Regions from separate parts of the Mus musculus genome. Here region 2 is linked to region 1. Evidence: chromatin contacts called from ENCODE Hi-C data. All regions are on one chromosome and are shown on one strand. Each heading gives the region's core, a stretch centred on a gene start or an enhancer-like site at or near the end of the contact. The rest is flanking DNA. Distances are from core to core; before and after follow the strand shown. Region 1 has its middle 31 kb from the start of Emid1. Region 2 holds the start of Znrf3 (zinc and ring finger 3).

The links. A loop is a pair of places that touch in the nucleus more often than their neighbours do.
Region 2: a map of gastrocnemius shows a loop between it and region 1 (1.9-fold over the local background). The contact joins the promoter of Znrf3 here to the enhancer-like site in region 1. A Hi-C loop is called at or near these places in 3 of 37 maps with a recorded cell type or tissue (gastrocnemius and mouse embryonic stem cell).

Annotation. Positions count from the first base shown.
Region 1 is chr11:5,179,476-5,186,626 of GRCm38, reverse strand. No RefSeq gene overlaps it. Among named protein-coding and RNA genes, the nearest start is that of Emid1, 31 kb to the right of the region's middle. Within about 2 kb of position 4,056, at least 1 of the 3 ENCODE cell types and tissues checked has a DNase peak (open chromatin) inside an H3K27ac peak, as active enhancers do; it is gastrocnemius, where a contact is called at or near this core.
Region 2 is chr11:5,439,152-5,446,927 of GRCm38, reverse strand. Znrf3 (zinc and ring finger 3) reads left to right here and starts at 2,081. Exons shown (of 9, transcript NM_001080924.2): 1 at 2,081-2,540. The coding sequence starts at 2,250.

The DNA of each region.
Region 1 (7,151 bases), core at 2,807-5,306:
GCAGGGATATTGTATACAGCTGAACGGGAGGCAGGGATATTGTATACAGCTGAACGGGAGGCAGGGATATTGTATACAGCTGAACGGGAGGCAGGGATATTGTATACAGCTGAACGGGAGGCAGGGATATTGTATACAGCTGAACGGGAGGCAGGGATATTGTATACAGCTGAACGGGAGGCAGGGATATTGTATACAGCTGAACGGGAGGCAGGGATATTGTATACAGCTGAACGGGAGGCAGGGATATTGTATACAGCTGAACGGGAGGCAGGGATATTGTATACAGCTGAACGGGAGGCAGGGATATTGTATACAGCTGAACGGGAGGCAGGGATATTGTATACAGCTGAACGGGAGGCAGGGATATTGTATACAGCTGAACGGGAGGCAGGGATATTGTATACAGCTGAACGGGAGGCAGGGATATTGTATACAGCTGAACAGGAGGCAGGGATATACACAGCTGAACAGGAGGTGAGGTTATTATATACAGCTGATCAAGAAGTGGAATTATTACACAGAACTAAATAAGGAGGCAGGGTTTATGATGTACAACTGAATGAGGAGGCAGATTTAGTTCATCTCTGTAGGAGCAGGCTCTGTAGGGGAGCTGGCTGCAGGCTGTAAGCAGCCGGGCAGAGAATGCTACGTAGACATTTTCTGTGCATATTGTCAACATTCACCCTTGACCTGAGGAAGGCTTTGGGTCCCTGTGAGCCTTCTTGCCGCAGAAGGCCTTCTACTCCATGGAGCTAAGGCACTGGGGTCCTTGGCATGGCCACGTGGATGTCAGCAACACCTAGTCACGCAGAATGTCGCTCACTTTCTGCACTCACCTACTGAGCCCACCCGGTGGCCGGTGTTCAGGAGTGTGCTTGTTTGGGGAGACAGGGTTTCTCTGTGTAGCCCTGGCTGTCCTCGAACTCACTCTGTAGACAAGGCTGGCCTCGAACTCACAGGCATCGGCCTGCCTCTGCCTCCTGGATGTTGTAATGAAAGACAAGCACCTCAGCGAGTAAAAGCGCTTGTCCCACACCTGACAGTCCTGGGAGCCACATGGGAAAAAGGGAGCAGCAGTCCCCACAGGCTGTCCTCTACCCACACAGACATAAGTTCCATGGTGTGCCCGTGCACCCCGCCCCCGTAAGTGTAATAACATTTTAAATGTAATAATAAGATGGCCACCAAAATTTCCACCAGCAAGATGACAAGCGGGTAAAAGTGCTTGCCACGCAAGCCTGGCACCTAATGTCAATATGCAGAACCCATGAACTCCCAAAACTTGTCCTCTGGCCTCCACATGCATGTGCATACGAGTGTGTGCGCGCTCGCGCGCGTGTGTGTGTGTGTGTGTGTGTGTGTGTATGTGTGTGTGTGTGTGTGTGCGTGTGTGCGCACGCGTGCGCACAGAACATTTTCAAAAAGAAACTTCAATTTTCCAAAACTTAGATGATATCATAAGCTACTGTGTTGACTTTTGCCCCCCAATAGTGAAGCACATGTGAGAGTCCTCCACCCAGGAGCCATGCAATAGCAGGCGCCTGCCCACACCCACAGGCCTTTGCTTGCTCGCAACCCTGCTGTTCACTACTTAATCCCTGCGGCAACTGCACGGATTAGGTCTTGTTTCTGTCCCCACTCAGATGGGAGAAACATGGCTCTGAGAGTTTAAATATCTCATCCATGAAGCACTAGAATCAGGCCTGACCCATCCTCCAGCCTGCTTGGTTTCCTGAGAGACAGCATGGCTGAGTCTGGGTTGTGGGAAATGGGAAGGAGCAATAGAGCGGGGAGCTGAGGGGACCCCCCCACCCCCAACACACACACACACACACACACACACACGCGCACACACACACACACACACACACACACACACACACACGCGCGCGCACACACACACACACACACGCACGCACGCACGCACACACACACACACACACACGCACGCACACACGCACTCGTGCCTTCCTGTGCATCCTGGCCCGAGAGAGCCCTAAGGAGAGAGGCTCTCCTCCCACAGTCTGCTCTGCCTCGGTCTCTCCTCAGGGGTCTGCCCAGCAGCTAGGGCAGCTGGCTCTTGGGGTTGTCTGTTCCCGCCCCACCCCCAGCTCCAAGCAGGAACCCAGACCCAGGACAGCTGGCCGCCCCACACTGTTTTCCAGAACCCAGGTTCTTTTAATTATAACCAGTTTGCCATCCTCAGCAATTCTTTGTTTCCCTCTTCTAATACCCGTGAGTTGGACTCCGCCCCCAGAGCCTCCCAGCCAAGCCCTGGGTTAAAATCATTTCCTTCCCACGCAGAGACCCCTCCAGTCTGTTAGTCTGTTAGTGGGTGAGGCACGGCGGGATTAACCACAGGGCCCTCTCCATTTTTGGTTATTTGCTAAGGCTGGGACTCTCCCTCCCAGAAACTCTCCTAGTCTGAGTCTATGACTGGGGACAAAGCAGAGCTGAAGAGTGCAGGACATGGGCTTGATGTCACACCTTGTGCGTGTAACATTAGCCAAATCACCTTCTTCTGCCAGGGAAACCAGGGATTTCCTACCAGAGACACATGACTGCGGACCTAGACTCGAGGGTCTGCTGCTACCGCTGGTTCCCAGACTCCAGTCAAGTGACCTTCTCTTCCAGCCCCTGAGCGCCTCCCACCCCCACGCCACTGCCCATGTGGTAAATTGGTTGAGCACAGCCTCATGTGGTGCACCAGAAATCCCTACATTTGGGAGGCTGAGAAAAGACGTGAGTTCAATCCCAGATTACGCCCTGTTAGTCAATGGAATACCTCATATTTAACTTGGCCGCTGCAGGCAATACCTGTGCTTTTTCTTTTTCTGATTTTGTTTGTTTGTTTGTTTGTTTGTTTGTTTGTTTGAGACAGGGTTTCTCTGTGTGGTCTGGTTGTCCTGGAACTCACTCTCTAGACCAGGCTGGCCTTGAACTCAAAGATTTGCCTGTTTCTGTCTCCCTCCTAAGTGCTGGGATCAAAGGTGTGCACCAACACACCCAGTCTTTTAAAAGTTTCATGTGCACTGGTGTCTTGCCTGCGTGCATGTCTGTGTGAAGAACTGGAATTTTATAGACAGTTCATGTAATGTACTGGTTTCCCCTCCGGGTGCTGGGAATTGAACCTGGGTCATCTAGGAAGAACAGCCCTTGCTCCTTTCTAACTGCTGAGCCATCTCTCCAGCCCTGGCCTCTGTATTCTTAATACAGATAGATTTTAGCAGTAACTAAGGATCGAAGACAGGAGGGGACCTGTTGTCGTAATGGATACATGGCCCATAGTCCCTATTCTTGTGGTTTGATTGATTTTTTTATTTTTTTAAAAAAGGGATCTCATCCAGATGAGACTGGCTTTGAACTTGCGATGTAGTCGAGGTTGGCCTTGAACCTGATTCTCTCCTATTTCCATCTCCTGAGTTCTGGGATTACAGATTTGTGCCTCCATGCCCAGCCATCAGTCCCTATTCTGCAAATAAGAGCTGAGTCACAAACCAGACTTCATGGGACTTTAGGTGATCTTGTTCTGGGGCAGGGGAAGGGAGGGGGCTGGCCTTGTATCGGATGACAAGATGACAAGCCAACAACACGTCCATAAGGGCAGTGTGCTTCTGAGAAAAGAACTGACCTGGTTCCTGTCAGTGACTGCTTTCCCCTCAGTGCATTCAATACATGCTGTGTGTGTGTGTGTGTGTGTGTGTGTGTGTTGGGCAGGAATGCCATGCTGTGTGTGTGTGTGTGTGTGTGTGTGTGTGTGTTGGGCAGGAATGCCATGCTGTGTGTGTGTGTGTGTGTGTGTGTGTGTGTGTGTGTGAGAGACAATCAGAGGACAACTTGCATGTGTTGGTTTTCTATTTCACAAGGTGGTTCCTAGAGTTAGAATTCAAGTTGTCCGATTGGCAGCAATCTCCTTTACCTGCTGAGCCATCTCGGTGGCCCTCTCCACTGCACCCGGGGCTGGCCAGCAAGCCAGGCCTTCCTGCCTCTGCCTCCTCAGGCCTGGGCTGCTGGTGTGAGCAGGTGTCTGGCTTTCTTACATGGGTGTGGATCTGGAACTCGGGTCTTTATGCTTGCTCAACAAGCACTTTCCCAGTTGAGCCAAACCCTCAGGCCCACAGCCCCACGGAGTGTCTCCTGCCTGCCATCTCAGGGCTTAATCTACCTTGCTGCTCCTGTTCCTTCAGAGAATTGCATTATCATTTGCTTCAGTTAAGGCAGTGGTTCCCAACCTTCCCAGTGCTGCGACCCTTTAATACAGTTTCCCATGTTGTGGTGACTCCCCAACCGTAAAATTGTTTTCATTACTACTTCATAGCTGCTGTTACTGTGATGAATCTTAGTGTAAATATTTTTGGAGCTGGACGGTTTGCCAAAGGGGTCTCGACCCACAGGTTGAGAACCACTTAATTAAGGGCCCAACCACAGAAAAACTTGAATGACCTTCATCTCCTTCAAGGCCCCAGGTGGGCAAACAGACGGGGTGAAGCACCTGGCCCAGCTGGCAGCCATGCTCAAGACCTGCAAGGCGCTGGCAGCCTCCACCCTGCAGAAGCCCTCGCCTCTGCAGCCTTGCTCACCAGCGCCTCCCTGTGGTGAGATCTGAGATTGTGCGGAAATGAAAGCTCGACTCGAGCTTCCAGGTAACCTGCATCCTCCGTTGAAGTCTTGGCCTCCAGGTCCTAAGCCTGGACATTGACTTTGCCCTTCTCCTTCTCAGGATGACAGAACCTCTCACACTTGGAGGTCATTTTCCGTTGCTCTGACCTTATTGTTGTGGTGTATTCGCCCGAGAAGACTGCTCTGGTCTCTAAGTCAAAAGAAAGCCAGCCTGCGACTACACTGGGTGTTTGGGATCCCAGTGTAATCTGGAGCTTTTCTCAGCTGAGCTTTTATGCACAAAAACAAACAAACAAGCAAACAACCATGACCTGGGTTGACATACTTCAGTTAACAAGAACAGTTAGCCATACGTGGAACTTCAGAAGCCATAAAATAAGGTTAGTACTGTTAGAGACCTTCCCAGAACTAAGGGCTTTGATGGATTTGATCTTTGTTTATGTTTGGGTTTTGTTTGTTTGTTTGTTTGTTTGTTTCTTGAGAAAGCGTCTCTCTGTATATAGCCCTGGCTGTCCTGGAACTCACTCTGTAGACCAGGCTGGCTTTGAACTCACACACTCACAGAGCTCAGCCTGACTCTGCCTCCTGAGTGCTGAGAGTAAAGCATGCGCCATCACTGCCCAGCTGGATCAGGTCTTTGTTTTGGTGTTGGCAGGTGGTGCTGTCTGCATGCTGAGTCTTCCAGCCAGAATGGCACTTCCATCATGGAGTCAGCTGTGTTACAGTCTGGGACCTGTTACACTATAAGACTTATCACCGTCCCCTCACACTGCCCACGGGTTTATCAGTTCGTGTCTCTGTAACAAATAGCCAACAGAAACAAGGGGGGAAGAGTCTTTCCTTCATGGTTTCTGAAGTCCAGTTCCTTACACTGAAGAAGGCACAGTGGGGAGTTGTGGTTACAGAGGCGAGGACAGGAAAGGGTTCATTTAGAATGAGGCTTGGAGCCAGAGCAGGTTTTGAAGAGCACTCTTGCTGCCCATCAGAGAGCTCAGCCCATCAGCAAGAGCATGATCGTCCATGCCTCATCTGTGTTGCTGACACAGGTATCAGGACCTCTACAGGAAGAAATCACATTACATAACAGTCTTATGTCTTCCATATTTCTTCAGTTTTGTCTCTTAAAAACATTTATATTTGTGTGTGTGTGAGAGAGAGAGACTTTGTGCGTTTTTGTACACTGAATGCATGCACACAGCCAGAAGAGGGTGTCAGGTCCCTGGAAACTGGTGGTACAGGTGGTTGTGAGCCACCATGCGGGTACTAGGACCTGAATCCTCTATGAGTGCAGCCAGTGCTCTCTCAACTGATTCGTCATCTCTCCAGCACCATTGTCTTATTTATTATTGTGTGTGTGTGTGTGTGTGTGTGTGTGTGTGTGTGTGGTGGGGTGCTGGGGTGGCAGGTATGTGCATGTAAGTGTATGTATCTTCTGGAGGTGGACTTAGAGGTGGTTGTAAGCCATCCAATATGGGAGGGTGCTCAGCAAGTGCAGTTACTCCTACCTGCTGAGCCTCCCTCAGCCCCTTTAAAGAAGGCCTTGTTAGGCTGCCCAAGTTAAAGAGTGCACACGTGCATGACTGTGTGTGTATAGGCACTAAAGCCCCAGCTAGGCTGTCAGTGAGCACCTCTGGAGGGGCATGAGGAGGAAGGGGATTGGGGAGCACCAATGGAGGGGCAGGAGGAGCACGGGAGCATTCCCACTTTATTTGATGTGTTTATATGTGGCTCAAGTAGTTTGCATTTATGAACTACATGTGCCATTTTGAAAATACAATGACATTGATCTTTAAAAAGGATGGGAGGCACAAGAAAGCAAGGGCAATCTAAGTGTCCCCGTCATTCAGAAGAAAGCAGCCATGTGTGTTTCCAGAGCACCAAGGAGAATATGTGCCCTGCTTGGACAAGTCACCTGGAGGTGTTCCAAAGCTACTGGTCTGGACCCATTTTGCGGTCCTGCATTACTTATGCCACTGTCCTGCCTCACCCCAAGTCACCCCCAGAGACACCTGCTGAGACAAACAAAGCTTGTCCCCAAAGCCAGCAGAATGTTCAGTTACTAGACCAAAAGTCCTTTTCTTTGAAAACTACAAAATAAACATCTCCAGCCCCATCCTTCCTCCCCATGTGCTGGCAGTCCAAGTTTATGTCTTTGGAAAGAGAAAGGAGAACAAGAAAAGAGAGGGGGGAAAAAAGAGCTCCAGCAAGCTCCCCTGTCCTCCCAAGCAGATGGCACCAAGTCAGTAATGAACTCTCCACATTTGGGACGTTTGATCTACCAGTGGGTCTGCAGCAAGCGGGAAAGCTGCTGAGGGAGGCTTCAAGGCCACGGGATGCTCTCTGGAAGGATGCTGGCAGCGTCTTTTAAATTGAATCAGGCTCTAGGGACCTATCGCCAGAAAGCTTCCCACACCAACCCTCGAGGCGCAAACACAAGAGTGCAGGGCTGACTTGCAGCCTTGATGGTTTGTTAACACCTGAGGGACTGTTTCTGGCTAAGCAGGACAAGTATACGATTTCATTTAACC
Region 2 (7,776 bases), core at 832-3,331, 260 kb before region 1:
TACAGAATATTTTCGTTCCCCTTAAGGGAAATCCATTAATAGTCATACTACCCAATCCTCCTTCCAGTTCAGTATCTGGTGATCACTAACCTTTCCATTTTTCTATATTCTTGGCATTTCATACAAATGGAAAGGCTATATGCTTCACTGAGTATATTTTTGTCGCATTCATTCAATATTCAGTATTTTATTTGTCTTTGATTTTGTTATTTAAAATGCAATTGAAGATTGAAACTTTTTTTAATATATTTTTTCTAGATTTATTTATTATTATATCTAAGTACACTGTAGCTGTCTTCACATGCATCAGAAGATGGCATTAAATCTCATTACGGGTGGTTGTGAGCCACCATGTGGTTGCTGGAATTTGAACTTCGGACCTTTGGAAGAGCAGTCGGGTGCTCTTACCCACTGAGCCATCTCACCAGCCCCGATTGAAACTCTACCATGTTAAAAATTCGATTTTATTGTATGGATAGACCATATTTGCATATTCATTCACCAGTTCATGACTTCATACTTCTAAGGATTGCAACGCTAGCTATGCATGGCTATAATAATTGCTTTCCCCTTAAAGACTGGACTGTGCCAGGTGTGGTGGCACACGCCTTTAATCCCAGCACTCGGGAGGCAGAGGCAGGCAGATTTCTGAGTTAGAGGCCAGCCTGGTCTACAAAGTGAGATCTAGGACAGCCAGGGCTACACAGAGAAACCCTGTCTCGAAAAGACAAACAAACAAAAAAAAAACAAAACAAAACAAAAAAAAAGACTGGACTGTGCCTTAGTGGGTAAAGTCACAATCCTTGGAAATGACAGTGCTCCCGAGCAGTCAGTACTGATTAAGCTTGGCTTGGGGGAAACTAATGACTCTAGCTTTGTCAGTTACCTTCTGTGCCAAAGCTTTGGGTGGTCCAAACACAGTAACACAGTTCTGTGAATTTCTTTTCAATTGTATTTTCTATTCAACACATTGGCAAAACATTCCTTTTCAGTTTAAACTGTAACCTCGATGCGCTGATTACTCAAGGAAACACTCAATGACTTTTCTTTTTGTCTTAATATTTTGGGTGTGGTAGCAAGTAGAAGCAGATCACCCTAACCAAATATTTGCAAATATTTAAACAAAGCCATTCAGGTCAGGGAGGGAAGACGACTGAGGAAGTAGAAATTGAATGTGGCTTTTAAAGGAGGATTGTGAGTCTCATAGATTTGCTGAGAAAGGAAAAATCCTGTTCCAAAAAGGGGAAGAGAATTAAAAGTTTATCTTCTGGGTGACTGGGGACGTCTGGGTTCGGAGCACGTGTCTTTGGTATGTTTGGCAACCAGAAGTCTGTGCATTAAGCGTGTTGACTCTTCCGCCCTTCTGCACATGGTGAGATTTGAAGGGAGTGTTGGAGACGGTCTCCAGGGCTGCGGAAAGATGAACTCCATTAGAATCTAGATAACTTCTTCAAGTTCTCCGCCACCTGTCCTCACTCCTTTAGTTGAGGGTAACTGTCTATGTGACACCCACGTAAGAACTGGACGTGTCCCGGCGGGTTGCAAACTGCCACTGACCGCCCGGGGCCTTTCGCGGTCCCTGGAGGTGGTAGGGCGCGAGCACCGAGTGCGGGTGGCCAGCAGTGCCGGAGCTGCGGATGAAGCATCCTTGGACGGAAGGACGAGGCCTTTGACGCCCCAATGACTCTAATTGCGGCACCAAAGCAGGGTGCGCCGAGGGGGCGAAACCGCCCGGGAACAGGTTGAGGATCTTACTCTCCCCGTACTCCAGCAACTGCCAAGAGAAATGTCTGCCGCGGAGGGCGGAGTACAGACCAGGGGGCGTGGCTAAGAGGAAGGGGCGTGACCGAAAAAGACTACCTGGGCGGAGCAAGGGTGGAGGGGCGTGGCTAAGAACGGAGTCGGGGCGGGACTCAGTCGATTGGGCGGGGCGGGCGAGGCCTCTGGGCCCCGCCTCTCGCCGCAGGCGCGCCCGCCCCGCCTACCCGCTCCCCTCGGAGGTGGCCGCGGCCGAGCGCGGGGAGGGAGGGGAGAGCGGGTCACGACGCTGCGGGGGCGGGGATAACCCCTCACGTGGAGCAGATGAAAGGGCCGCGGCGCGACGGCCGGGGGAGCGGAGCAGAGCCTGCGACCCACAAAGCCGCCGCCGCCGCGATGGTGCTGTGAGGCGACCGCCCGCGCTCGGTCCTCCGCCGGCCCGCGACTATGCCCGGCCGCGCCCGCCCTCCGCGCCCTCCCGCCGCAGGACCATGAGGCCACGCTCGGGCGGGCGCCCAGGGGCCCCGGGCCGCCGCCGCCGCCGCCTCCGCCGCGGCCCCCGCGGTCGTCGCCTGCCGCCGCCGCCGCCGCTGCCGCTGCTTCTCGGGCTGCTGCTGGCGGCCGCGGGGCCCGGCGCGGCGCGGGCCAAGGAGACGGCGTTCGTGGAGGTGGTGCTGTTCGAGTCGAGCCCGAGCGGCGACTATACCACCCACACCACCGGCCTCACGGGCCGCTTCTCGCGGGCCGGGGCCATGCTCAGCGCCGAGGGCGAGATCGTGCAGGTAGCCACCCGGGCCCCGCGCTCCGCCGCCACAAGATGGCTCCGGGGGCTGCGCCCGCCGACCCCGCCGCGGGCTAGCGGGCGGGCGGGCGGGGGGGAGGCGCGGAGCCCGGCGGCATCCCTCCCAGGCGGGCGGGACGGGGCCTCCGGGGCACGGCGGCTGAGGCGAGCGCACGTGGGGGCTCGGCCTCCGGTGGGTGCACCGCGCCGGGGTGGGGGTGGGGACGCTGAGCTGGGCATGGGCGCCTGGGCGGCACTCTTGAGTTGGCGGGACGTTTTTCTCCCTCAGGTGAAAGTCCCGGGAACTACCTGTTGAATGCCAACTTTGCAAAGGCGAGACAAGTTGAAGGATGGAGCGACTTCTTAGAGGTCGCAGGCTTTGCTTTTCCATCCACGTTTGCTCCGTTTTCGGAGCGACCCAGTTGCCGGGGTGCACATCTTCAGGTTATTTTTGCTGAAATCTACTGGCAGCCTTACCTAGACACCAACCCTCTGGCAGGGCTCTGGACGGGCAGCAGCAGGAAGGGAGCAGGCGGAGCTGGCTGAGGAGTGGGAATTGGCAGAGCACTGTCGTGGCCGTGCCTCAGATTACAGGGGATGAGAAAGACCGCAGGCTCGCCCCTGGGTCAAGGACTAATACCGAAGAGGCCTGCAAACCCGAGCCAGGGTCTCTCACTGACAGGGCCTCCACCTTGCTCCAAATGAAAGAGGGCTGCGTCCCAAAGGAGGCTGGCTAGGGAGAGCTTTGAGCTGTCCCCAGTCTTTGAGGAGGGACTCTCAGTCGAAGCCTCAGCGGATGGATAGCTGCATAGATTTCCCGCTCCCTCGACGATGGTTTTTATCCACTACCATGTTCCAGGGCAGCGCACTTATGGTTGTTAGGCGCACCTCTGGTAGGAGTGATCTGATACGGTTGGCTCGTCTTTGAATCTTTTGGAACTTTAGAGGCCTATAGTTTGGATCTCCGGTGCTTTGCTCTTGGGTGAATTATGAAGAGAAAAGGGACTGTGTGGGATGACTTCAGAGCAGCTCCGAGTGTAGACAGGAGGGTGAAGCTGCACGCAGAGCTTTGAGTTGATGGGACACGGGCCAATACGGTGTAGCTCCTTAAAGGTGTGTGTCTTTCCAAAGCTGGAGGAGGACCCTATGGCTGTGATTAGAAAGCATTGTTTTGTGGTGCTCTTATTCTTATCTATAGAAAGCGAAATACATGTTTGACCAATTTCTGTGACTACAGATGTTGCTAACGGTGCTGTTCTCCCCCCCCCCATGTTATTGTTACTGTCATTAATATACAAGCTTTAGAGAGGATGCTTGGCTGAAGATACCTAAACAACTCTATTGCAGGCTTTAAGAAGAGTTTGAATTTTAAGTCTTGCTTCTTGTGAGTCCTTGTCGTTCTTTGAGGCTTTCCCTGTGCCCTGATGGCTTTAGAAATGTTTGATTTACAGCCTTGAGGGTGGGGGTTGCAGCTGAGGGGAGTATGTTTTAACGTGGCACTTCACTTTTTGAAGGAGACTTTTGAAGTTTGAGATTTTTATCTGCAGTGTTTAAACTTGAGCCATTCTCTGTGGTAGTTTGTCTGGGGAGCTATTCATTATGCATAATGCTGTGCTTTGCAGATATTCTTGGGTTCACTATTTAATACAAAATTAGCAGTTTAAACACACCATTTGTAACTATTTTATCCTGACAAGTAGAGAGATAATGTGTGAGTTTGGCAGGACTCTGTTCTCTTGAGAAGTTTTTGAAGTGCTTATCTAATTCTTTTGTAGTCTACTAGACTCGCACCTCCCTTTCAAATTAAGTCAACAGTCACTAAGGGGAGAAAAATGACTTAAATGGTATTTAATAAGTTTACCTGTTAAGCAATCACTAATGATGTCCTTAATTCCTTTATAACTGCAGTGATATTGGTGGGCTTATCTGAACTCCCTGAAGAGATAGTTTGTCATTGGTACACTCCATAGCTTTAATAACTTTGTTGTGGTCATCCATGTGTCCAGACAAGCACAGTGTGGCTTTCAGAGCTGTGTGTGTACACACAGACCGGCATGCTTTTATTTGTTCTGTGAATACTGCCAGACTAAAGGAACTCTTGTAGCTCCTGCCTACCAGCTCTGGAATAAGTTTTGTAAGGAAAGCCAATGTTTTAGGATTGCTGAGAGGGAATATAATGAGAGCATGTGTAATAAAAGTGTAGAAGAAACAAAGCCAGTCTTTAATTTCAGATTAATCATGTTTTCTAAGTACTCATTGAACTTTTAAAAACCACCTTTTGTTTTATCACCTGAAAAACTTCATGTTTTGCCCTTTAATGAACGTTTTATGGTCTTCTGTTTATTTTCTGATAACTAGAACTAAATAGTAGTATGTAGGTAACATTGCTTTTATTCTCAGTGTGATTCTATAGCAATATTGTTCTTAATTGGGAAGAGAGGAAAAAAGCTGTTTGAATGTTTCACTTTAAAAATTATAAGAAATATTTTGTAGTACTGACTTTTTTTCCTGTTACTTGCCAATGAATGTGTGTGTGTGTGTGTGTGTGTGTGTGTGTGTGTGTGTGTATGTACACACACACACAATAGATTACTTATCATAGTCTGGTCAGCCCAAGGACCTGTTGAGTATTTATCATGGGTTAGGGTAGGAGGAAGCCTGGCTGTGTGTGCTTGTTGAGGAGTGGGATTAGTAGTTCAGACTTTGGGATGTGTGTATTGTAGGTGTAAATTAATTATCCCAAGGTCATTAGTTTAGTCTGTATGAAGACAGGGTTGTTTGTGTGTGTTTGATTTTTTTTCTTCTTTTCTATTTTGATATTTCCAGTTGTGAAAATTGTGAATAGACTATTTAGATGTGAAATTAGTTGCTTTTATTATCACGCAGCAGCATTAGCCTGTTTGCATCTAAGCAGGTCAGGCATATAGCTAAGCACTAGAAGAATTACCCTTTTACTGTACTTTTGAAGTGTGGACCTCTAAAGAACTTTCAGACATACTGGTACATATTTCATCTTTAAACCAACGTGTTGATGTTAATGAAATTATTATCTGAAACTTTTAAACTTGTCTGCACACATGGTTGGTGTTGTTAAATAAGGGGCCTGATTAAACACTGGCTAGTGGTGTGTAAATTGGCTAAACCAACAAGAAAATTTGCATGGCTAGAAATGAAAGCTTGTTTTAAAGTGGAAATGCCTATTTCTCCCATTGAAGTCAAATAGTTAGAAACATCAAGAAATTCATTTGTACAAGGAGTGAGAATGATGGGTTCTGTCCAACTTTAAAATCAGTTATTCTGGATCCCAGGTTAAACGTTTGATGAACTTGAGGCTGTGAACATGAACTAAGGAAGTTCTTTTAGCTGTTAAAGAGTGAAAGGAGAGCTGTGTGGTGATTAGATAGGCTGGGTAACTAAAGGTATCACAGGGAATAATTGTAGGAGGCTAATTCCTCTGCCTTGTTTCCCTGTCAGTGTGTTTTTACAGTTCAGCATTTGATCAAGCACTTTCTTTTCATCTCCATTTGAAGTTAACTTAATAGGCCTGCCTCCAAAAATTGACTTGGCCTAATAGAACAATTGCACGCTGACAGCTGACTTGGATTTACACAGAAAGGGCCTGCCGACCGTCTTGTCAGATGGTCCTTTATAGGTTAAAAGCAAGCATTTCATTGTTGGGGGGTGAGGGGGAGGTTGGTAAATTCCTAGGATCTCTTCTCTGGTTTTATACCCTGAGATCTCATGTGAATTACCAGTAATTCTGACTGGGGATAAGAAGCAGCCATGACTCCATTTTGTGTGTGTGTGTGTGTGTGTGTGTGTGTGTGTGTGTGTGGTGTGTGTGTGTGTGTGTGTGTGGTGTGTGTGTGTGTGTGTGTGTGTGTGTGTGTGTGTGTATATACAGGGGACTGTGCCAAGCACATTAAGCTTGTTCATTTAGTCCTTAACATTAATACAGATTTAGATACTATTGTTTATTCAGTTTTACAGAGGAAGAGACTGAGGCTGAGAGAAAGTTTGTTTCTCTAACCTGACAGCAAATGGTAAAACCTGAATTGAAACCATGGTCTGTCCTTATTCTTGTCAAATAAGTAGAACTGAATTTGTTTGGATTTGACATTTAATTCAAATCTAATTTCTCATAATTTGTATTGAAGTTCTTGAAGGCCTGTGCCAACCCCTCCCACCCCCCCATGAAATTATTCACACATTCTTGTGAATGGGTGTGTTCACTTTCCTGATAGTTTCCCAAGAGGAAAAGAAGTTTCCACCTAGTACTTGTCTTTGACTGGTCCAGCACTAAGAATTTAAGTAGAAGGCCCAGAAGATAACTCAATGGATTAAGGTGCTTGCTGTCAAGGGGACTAAATTTGATCCTTGACATCCATATTGTAGAAGAGAACCAACTCCTGACAGTTGTCTTGTGACCTCTGCCTAGACTCTGTGGCACACATGCCCTTCCTATAAATGTAAGAAAAAAAAAGTTGAGTGAGGTAATAGGTCTCTTGGGCTGGCCAGGGTTGGAGGGAAGCCTGCAGCAGCTTTGCAAACCTTCATTGAGCGTATTTATTGGATGGATGTCTACCAAAAACCTATTCTGTACAGAACAATGCTGCAGTGCTGTAGTCCTCTGAGATAGACTGGTCCACAGATAATCATCCTTACCAACTGAGTTTTTTTCACAGTATTTCACCCTCATGCCCATAGGCATCTGCATCTCAACTGAGTTTGTGCATCTATGTCCTGCTAGTTCTGTATCATCCTTGGGAGAGAGAAAAAAGAAACCAACACTCAAGGAATTTTCTACATTTAGTAGTGGAGGAAGTGGAAGTACAATGACTTGGAGGAAGAAGAGATGGAAATGAAAGAATTGAAATAGAAAAAGGGTTAGATGTGTCCCTTTCTACCATTCACTGCACAGTGAAGTGGAACAGCTGCTGGTGTTGGAAGGCTGCAAGAGTAGCCCCTGCCTTCTGGTGAACCCAAATTTCAGGGAGACATGTCTTCATAGTCAAAAGAATCAAATGTGTGGGCTGAGACCTAGCTCAGGGGTGCAGAGCACTTGCCTAGCATGATTGAAGCCCTGAGTTTCATCCCCTGCAATGGAAAAAAACAAAAGTACCAAATTTAATGAAATAGATTTAATGCAAGGCTAGAAAGGTGAAGTGCCTTGTTTGGGCCGTATGTGTGTGGTAAAGGTAGGGACAACTACAATTAACATTTAATTCCTCTGAGAC